Linked DNA regions of Homo sapiens: region 1 is linked to region 2. A link is an interaction called in ENCODE POLR2A ChIA-PET data of the cell type or tissue named here. Cell type or tissue: Caco-2. All regions are shown on one strand.

Region 1 (4,000 bases), 110 kb after region 2:
ACATCTTGATTTAACTGAGGGCTGCTGGCTACAGAGGATTTAACTGAGGGCTTCAGGAGCTATTGCATGAAGCCTGCTTGAAACTCTTACATCTGCTGATCCCTCTGGTGTCCGTTGCTTTTCCTTTCCTCTCCCTCCTCAGTAGAGGCTCTTCGAGGCACCCCTGGGGAGGTCATGTAGGATCTGAATTCAAATCCCAACTGTGCTGTGTGACCTTGGGGAAGCGTCTTCCCCTCTCTGGGCTCAGCATTCTTATCGGAAACCCGGGGCTAATAGCAGTAGGGTTGTGCAGGCACATGGAGCAGGCATAGATAGGAGAAAGTCCAGCGCTGACTGAACACGCGGTGGGCTTTTAACTATTTTTCTTACTGTTTTTATGTCGCCTTCTGACTGCAGAGAGAGCGAGAGAGAGCGGGGCGGGGAGGCTGCCATCTCTCCCCGGAGCCATTCCCGCAATTCCCGGACCCAATCCAGCGGCCTCCCTCTTCCACAGGCGCCGCAGGGACGGGTTTGATGGACATGTTTTTTGCACGGAAAAAAGCTGGAGGAATTGTATTTTGCCAAAAGTGTCAGCCGGAGAGAAAATATTTCCCGCATCTCTGGCGAGTGTTGACGGGCAGCAGCCAGCGCGCTGCTGGGGGGGTGGGCGGCAGGGGGCTGCACACATCCGGGGGCCGCCGCCCCCACCTCTGTCCCAGCTGCCTCATCAGCCTCCGAGACGCCCCCCTGCAAGCCTGTCCACACCCCGCCCCTCCCCTCCAGCCCCCTGCCTAGCTTTTCCCCTCCGACATCCTCTCTCAGACACCCCAGCCTCTCTCTCTTTCTTTCTCTCCTCCGTAAGTATGGAATGAGTAAATGATATTGGAGCTGTGATTTGCAAAATGAGGCGTTTGCCTGGACAAGGGGGTGAGCAGGAGGCACCATCAGTGCCAAGGCCCTGGGGCAGGACAGACCCTGGCGTGTTGGAGGAACAGCGAGGGGGCTCGTGTGGCTGCAGCAGAGTGAGGAGGGGGAGAGGAGGGGGTGAGGAGGAGGAGAGGGCAGGGAGGGGACAGGGCAAAGTAGGGAAGGGACAGGGCAAGGTGTGCAGGGCTTTACGGGCTGTGGGGAGGACTTCGGGTTTTATTCAAGTGGTACTAGGGATCCCTGGGAGGGATTTGAGTAGGAGAGGGACGTGATCTACTTTATGAATAAACAGATCCCACTGTCTGTGTTGGGGGAATGGGTTGGAGGGGGGCAGAGTGGTGGCCTGGAGGTGGAGGAAGAGAGCCCTGTACCCTCCCTTGGCTCAGGGCACTGGCGAAGGGCCAGGGGACTCAGAACCAACTCTGTCTGCGCCTCGTGTCAGCAGAATCGCTTGAAATTCAAAATAAAGCAGACCATTCCAAAGAAAGCAGGCCAGGTGCAGTGGCTCATGCCTGTAATGCCAGCACTTTGGGAGGCCAAGGTGGGTGGATCTCTTGAGGTCAGGAGTTTGAAACCAGCCTGGTCAACATGGCAAAAACATGTCTCTACTAAAAAAAAAAAAAAAAAAAAAAAATTAGCCAGGTGTGGTGGCGTGCGCTTGTAGTCCCAGCTACTTGGGGGAGCTGAGGCAGGAGAATGGCTTGAACCTGGGAGGTGGAGGTTGCATTGAGCTGAAATCACGCCATTGCACTCCAGCCTGGGCTACAGAATGAGACTCCGTCTCAAAAAAAAAAAAAAAAAAAGAAAGAAAAGAAAGAAAAAGAAAAAGAAAAAGAAAAAAAGAAAAGATTAAAAATAAACCAGACTGGGCCTCTGTAAGTTAGGGTTTTAGAGCAACAGAGAGATGCGTCCAGCAGCCTTCACTTCAGCGTTGACAGACAAATAACCAGAAATGACCAGAAACCCGTCACTGGGGGGCAGGTGACCTCTATCATCCCTGAAAAGGAAGGCTATGCAGCCGTGATGAAGGGTGAGGTCTGGTGTGGTAGCGGACGAGGACTCACATCCTGGACACGTGGGTGGGGGCCGGAGGACAGAGCAGAATGACACCGGAGAACATTCCAGAAGCATCCACACCAGAACGTCAAGGGGGGTCACCCCAGGGAACAGGATTGTGGCAGGGGGTTTATTTTGCTTCATTTTATTCTTTTAAAAAATGTATTTTTAGAGATGGAGGTCTTGCTATGTTGTCCAGGCTGGTCTTGAACTCCTGGCCTCAAATGATCCTCTCCCCTCAGCCTCCCAAAGTGCTGGGATTACAGGTGTGAGCCACCGCACCCGGCCGCCTCTCCTTTTTTTTTTTGAGACAGAGTCTCGCTCTGTCGCCCAGGCTGGAGTGCAGTGGTGCAATCTTGGTTCACTGCAAGCTCCTCCTCCCGGGTTCACACCATTCTCCTGCCTCAGCCTCCCGAGTAGCTGGGACTACAGGCGCCCGCCATAACATCCGGGTAATTTTTTGTATTTTTAGTAGAGATGGGGTTGCACCGTGTTAGCTAGGATGGTCTCGATCTCCTGACCTAGCGATCTGCCCGCCTCGGCCTCCCAAAGTGCTGGGATTACAGGTGTGAGCCACTGTGCCTGGCCCCGCTTCTTCTTATATAAGTGCACCAGTTGTTAGATTTTGGGCCACTCTACATCCAGGATAATTTCATCTGCAAAGACCCTATTTCTTTTTTTTTCTTTTTCTTTTTGGAGACAGGGTCTTGCTCTGTCGCCCAGGCTGGAGTGCAGTGGTGCAATCATAGCTCACTGCAGCCTCAAACTCCCAGGCTCAAGCAAACCTCCCACCTTAGCCTCCCGAGTAAGCTGGGACTACAAGGTGCGAGCCACCATGCCCGGCTAATTTTTGTAGTTTTTGGAGAGACAGGGTTTCACCGTGTTGTCCAGGCTGGCAAAGATGCTATCTCTAAATACAATGCCATTCTGAGATTTTGGATGGACGTGAATTTGATGGGGCAGACGAGCGTGCTTCTCCCTCCCTCCCTCCCTCCCTCCTTTCCTTCCTTCCTTCCTTCTTTTTTTGACGGAATCTTGCTCCATTGCCCAGGCTGGAGTGCAGTGGCATGATCTCAGCTCACTGCAACCTCCGCCTCCGAGGTTCAACCAATTCTCCTGCCTCAGCCTCCTGAGTAGCTGGGATTACAGGCACATGCCACCATGCCCAGCTAATTTTTGTATTTCTAGTAGAGACGGGGTTTCGCCACGTTGGCCAGGCTGGTCTCGAACTCCTGACCTCATGATCCGCCCCCACCTCAGCTTCCTAAAGTGCTGGGATTACAGGCTGAGCCACCATGCCCGGCCTAGGAGTGTGCTTTTCAACCCACTACATCATGTAACATAATACAGTCTAAGGATTCTGTTCTAAGAATTAGGATGTGGACATCTTTGGGCGGCATTGTTCTGTCTGCTGCACCACCCTGTCCATCTGATTTTGTCCCTCCCCTGCTGAAAGCCCTGCCATGACTTGCTATTTCCTTAGATCAAGATTAAAACTCTAGGGCTCTGGCAGGGCACAGTGGTTCACACCTGTAATCCCTGCACTTCAGGAGGCTGAGGCAGGAGAATTGCTTGAGGCCAGGAGTTCAAGACCAGCCTGGGCAACATAGCGAGATCCGATCTCTGCAAAAAATTAAAAAAAAATTAGCTGGGTGTGATGGCATGTGCCTGAGGTCCCAGCTACTCAGGAGGCTGAGGTGGGAGGATCGCTTGAGGCCAGGAGATCGAGACCAGCCTGGGCAACATAGCAAGACCCCATTTCTACAAAATAATAATAATAGAAATAATAATGAAAGCTGTCACTGTTGTCTTCAGTGTTCTGGGGGGTCCAGAACCCCCAATCAGGTCCTTCTCCTCTGCTTTCCTCCCAGCTCACTCCAGCCACACTGTCTGTCTGGCATTCTTCAAATAGGCCAAGCTTTTTAGAAGCAATCCAGCCTGGAATGCCCTTTCTTGCCCTAGAGCATCTCAAGGCTGCTCCCCACTCAACTGGAACTCCAAGGTCACCTCTTTAGAGTAGCCGTCCCAGACTACCTGG
Region 2 (4,000 bases):
ATTTTGTTATGTATCATTTCCCATCGTTTTAAAGACATTTTTAAAGGGGAGGGGGAGCTGTGGGGGCATCACGGGAATGAGAGCCACTGGGGCAGAAACAGGGAGCTTCTTGAGAGCAAGTTTAGGAGCCAACTGCCTGGCACCCAGCCTTCTCACTACCTGCCTGCCCACGGGCAGGTCATTACTGTCTGCTTTAGCTGCTTTAACTGGAAGGAGGGAGTAATCATTGTAGTTGCCATATGGGATCTTTACAAAGATTAGTTAATCCACATAAAAAGCTTGGCATACAGTAAATGCTTAATACATGTTGGCAGGCCCTGGGGAGCCCTACAGGAATAGAGCCTCGGGTGCTCATGTTTCACAGGGGCCCTGGCGAAATGCAATGCCAGAGGTCTGGAGGGGGTCCCGGTGAGGAAATGACCAGCTCCAGCCATACAGAAAGAAAACAGCAGAATCAGAATTAAGACCTTATGGCCTGGCGCGGTGGCTCATGCCTCGAATCCCAGCACTTCTGGAGGCTGAGGCGGGTAGGTCACCTGTGGTCAGGAGTTCGAGACCAGCCTGGCCAACATGGGGAAACCCCCATTTCTACTAAAAATACAAATATTAGCCAGGCATGGTGGTGGGTGCCTGTAATCCCAGCTACTCGAGAGGCTGAGGCAGGAGACTTCTTGAACCCTGGGGGGCGGAGGTTGCAGTGAGCCGAGATCGCGCCACTTCACTCTAGTCCCGGGTGAAAGAGCGAAACTCCATCTCAAAAAAAAAAAAAAAAGAAAGAAAAAGTAGAATTAAGACCTTACGAAATGTCTCCACAGCTACAAAATGTGTCAACTTCACCAATTGCTAAATTTTGTATTCATAAAGATTTCATTACATTTCAAAACAGCTCCTAGGTTAGATTTTCTTATTCCCAAGGAACTCCCAAGCCTCCACGATGATTGCCAGTCTCAAATTGCATGCATGACTCCTAGTCACATAATTTCAAAGGCAAAGTTAGAACAGGGCCTTTTGATTCCAAAAAAACCCAACAACCATAAAGTCGACGTTTAACGGGGATGCCGTGCCTTTTAACAGGTTTGCCGGATTGAGGGGCAGGGCTTCCTTGAGTCCCAGTGACCCACGGGAGAGGTGAGGCTGTTCCTACCTGGTCATACGATGGTGACAAATCAGGGTTCGGATTCTGCTCTCACTGCTGGGTGGGTTCAGACCTCAGCCCTTCAGCCATTTCTTTGGTCAGCTGGGTGGACTAGGAGAGCTTTTCTCTTTGTTTTTTGAGATGAAGCCGTGCCGTGTTGCCCAGGCTGGAGTGCAGTGGCACAATCTTGGCTCACTGCAACCTCCGCTTCCCGGGTTCAAGCGATTCTCCTGCTTCAGCCTCCCAAGTAGCTGGGATTACAGGTACCTGCCACCATGCCTGGCTAGTTTTTGTATTTTTAGTAGAGATGGGGTTTCCCCATGTTGGCCAAGCTGGTCTCAAACTCGTGGCCTCGGGTGATTCTCCTGCCTTGGCTTCCCAAAGTGCTGGGATGACAGGCATGAGCCACCACACCCAGCCACGAATTCCTTCACCTTAATCACATCTGCAAGGTCCCTTTGTCTTGGAGACCAATGTGTTCATAGGTCCCAGGGATTAGGACGTGGGCATCCTTGTCCGTCACCCTGGTGTACAACAGAATCCACTTTGGGAAGCACCTGATGTGCTTACCAGTCAAGCAAGTTAGACATCTCTAGTCCCCCTGGCCAGCCACCAATTTATATGAGGACACCTACGGACGCCACACAACATCACCAAACCCAGACATAGCCCAGTGCAGCTCCCTGGGAAACTGGAGTCAATTCCTGGGAAAGTCAAGCGCAGAAGAAGGTTCTGAGCCCGAGGGAGGCTGAGACCCGCCCAGAGGTAGCGAGCCATGGAGCTGAGGCTGCAGCCCGAGGTCCCTTCTCCTCAGCCTCCCCGGTTGTCAGGGCACCCCGTGCCGCGGTCACACGGTGGTGAAGGGATAGGTGTTTGGGGCACCAGTGAGCAAGCTGCGTACGTGAGTGTGTACATAATTTTGCACATGCGCTTGGCCTTTAGAGTTGACCCCAAGGATAACTCTACATGTCCTACAGTGCTTCCAGAGACAGCAATACTGGGCCAGAAACTGCCCCTAAATTACTCCCGGGAGCACCAAGAGCCGCTTCTCCGTACTCCTCAAATCCTCGTGAGATGCAGCTGCCCTGTGTTTGCCTCCACCTGCAAATATTGACACAGCAGCTGCCGGGTTCAGTGGAGCATAAGGTACTGAGGACCCGAGACATTGCCCTCCTGGGAGAGCTTCCTGGGTGGTCTGTGAACCAGGGCCCGGTGGCTCATGCCTGTAATCCCAGCACTTTGGGAGGCTGAGGTGGGAGGATCACTGGAGCCCAGGAGTTTGAGAGCAGTGTGGGTAATGTAGCAAGACCCCATCTGTACAAAAAAATAAAATTGGCTGGGCTGCTGGTGTACACCTGTAGTCCCAGCTACCCACGAGGCTGAGGAGGGAGGATCACTTGGGCTCAGGAGGCAGAGGCTGCAGTGAGCTGTGATCACACCACTGCACTCCAGCCTGGGCGACAGGGCTGTCTCAAAAAAGAACAGCGTGGCACTGGCTGTGACTGAGGAGACCAGCCACACATGCCCAGCCCCTTCAAATTCTGCCCCCTGCAAGAGGTCTCCTCTGACCACTGGATCAGCAGCGCCTCATCACCCTCTGCCTTGTCACACCTGCCTGTCCTCGTGGCTCTGACCACTCGCTAAAGCATTGTTTATTGTCGGCACTCTCCACCACATAAGCATCGTTGGGGCAGGCATCTGCATCTCCCCAGTGCACAGCCTTTTAAAATACAGGTTTTGGCCGGGCGCGGTGGCTCATGCCTGTAATCCCAGCACTTTGGGAGGGTGAGGCGGGTGGATCACCTGAGCTCAGGAGTTTGAGACCAGCCTGGCCAACATGGTGAAACCCCGTCTGTACTAAAAACACAAAAATTAGCCGGGTGTGGTGGTAGGCACCTGTAGTCCCAGCTACTCAGGAGACTGAGACAGGAGAATCGCCTGAACACAGAGATGGAGGGTGCAGTGAGCTGAGGTCGCACCACTGCACTCCAGCCTGTGTGACAGAGCGAGACTCCATAAAAAAAAAAAAAAAAAGCAGGTTTTGGCCGGGCACGGTAGCTCACGCCAGTAGTCCCCGCACTTTGGGAGGGTGAGGTGGGCAGATCACCTGAGGTCAGGAGTTCGAGACCAGCCTGGCCAACATGGTGAAACCCCATCTCTACTAAAAATATGAAAATTAGCTGGGCATGGTGGCGCATGCCTGTAATCCCAGCTACTAAGGAGGCTGAGGCAGGAGAATCGCTTGAACCTGGGAGGCGGAGGTTGCAGTGAGTCAAGATCGCACCACTGCACTCCAGCCTGGGAGACAGAATGAGACTCCATCTCAAAAAAATAAAAAAGTGCTTTATGCAATATCTGGCATACAGTAGGTGCATAGCAAGTGGTTGTGGTTCTTTGAATTTTTTTAGCAAGAGACAGGTCTAAACCAGGGCTTCCCACTCCTTGCCCAACAGAAATCCCTCCCCTCTGCCCTTTAAGAAATTAAGTGTGGCCCATAGACTTAGGGAAGGGGAATCGCTGGGCTCGATTTCTACTGCAGCTGTAATCTATAATGTTGCATTACAGTTTTTAAAACAAGAGGCCCCTCTTTGGCCTCTCAAATGCTGCACGCTGTGGAGTTAAGTGCTGGAAGCCACTGATGGTGTCTCTCGGCTTCTTCCAGTCTTGGAATCATAGCCACCTCGTGCCAACGAGCTGTGAAACTACTGGGGTGCCCCGTGTACCCAGCCACAGAAAACGCATATCAGGCCTCGCGGGGAGCTCGTAAAAGGCACTGAAGCTTCCCCTGCGTGTATGCTGCCGGCCACAGCAGACCAAATATTTACAGACTCAGCTGAAATGAAACCCAGCAGGGTGGATCTCACA

What was found. ChIA-PET counts read pairs that join two places held together with the same protein. Peaks named below come from ENCODE experiments on the same cell type or tissue, not always from the same donor. Only the 100,000 strongest peaks of a DNase experiment are listed, where the experiment ranks them.
Region 1: POLR2A ChIA-PET joins it to region 2 with 5 read pairs; 2 of 35 experiments call an interaction of 5 or more read pairs at or near these places.

What each region holds. Positions count from the first base shown.
Region 1 is chr19:5,474,969-5,478,968 of GRCh38, reverse strand. No RefSeq gene overlaps it. Among named protein-coding and RNA genes, the nearest start is that of ZNRF4, 22 kb to the right of the region's middle. RefSeq lists a silencer at 1,706-1,923 and an enhancer at 2,519-2,688. In Caco-2, no CTCF peak of the experiment used is centred here; no DNase peak of the experiment used is centred here.
Region 2 is chr19:5,580,343-5,584,342 of GRCh38, reverse strand. No RefSeq gene overlaps it. Among named protein-coding and RNA genes, the nearest start is that of TINCR, 14 kb to the right of the region's middle. In Caco-2, no CTCF peak of the experiment used is centred here; a DNase peak (open chromatin) is centred at 2,247.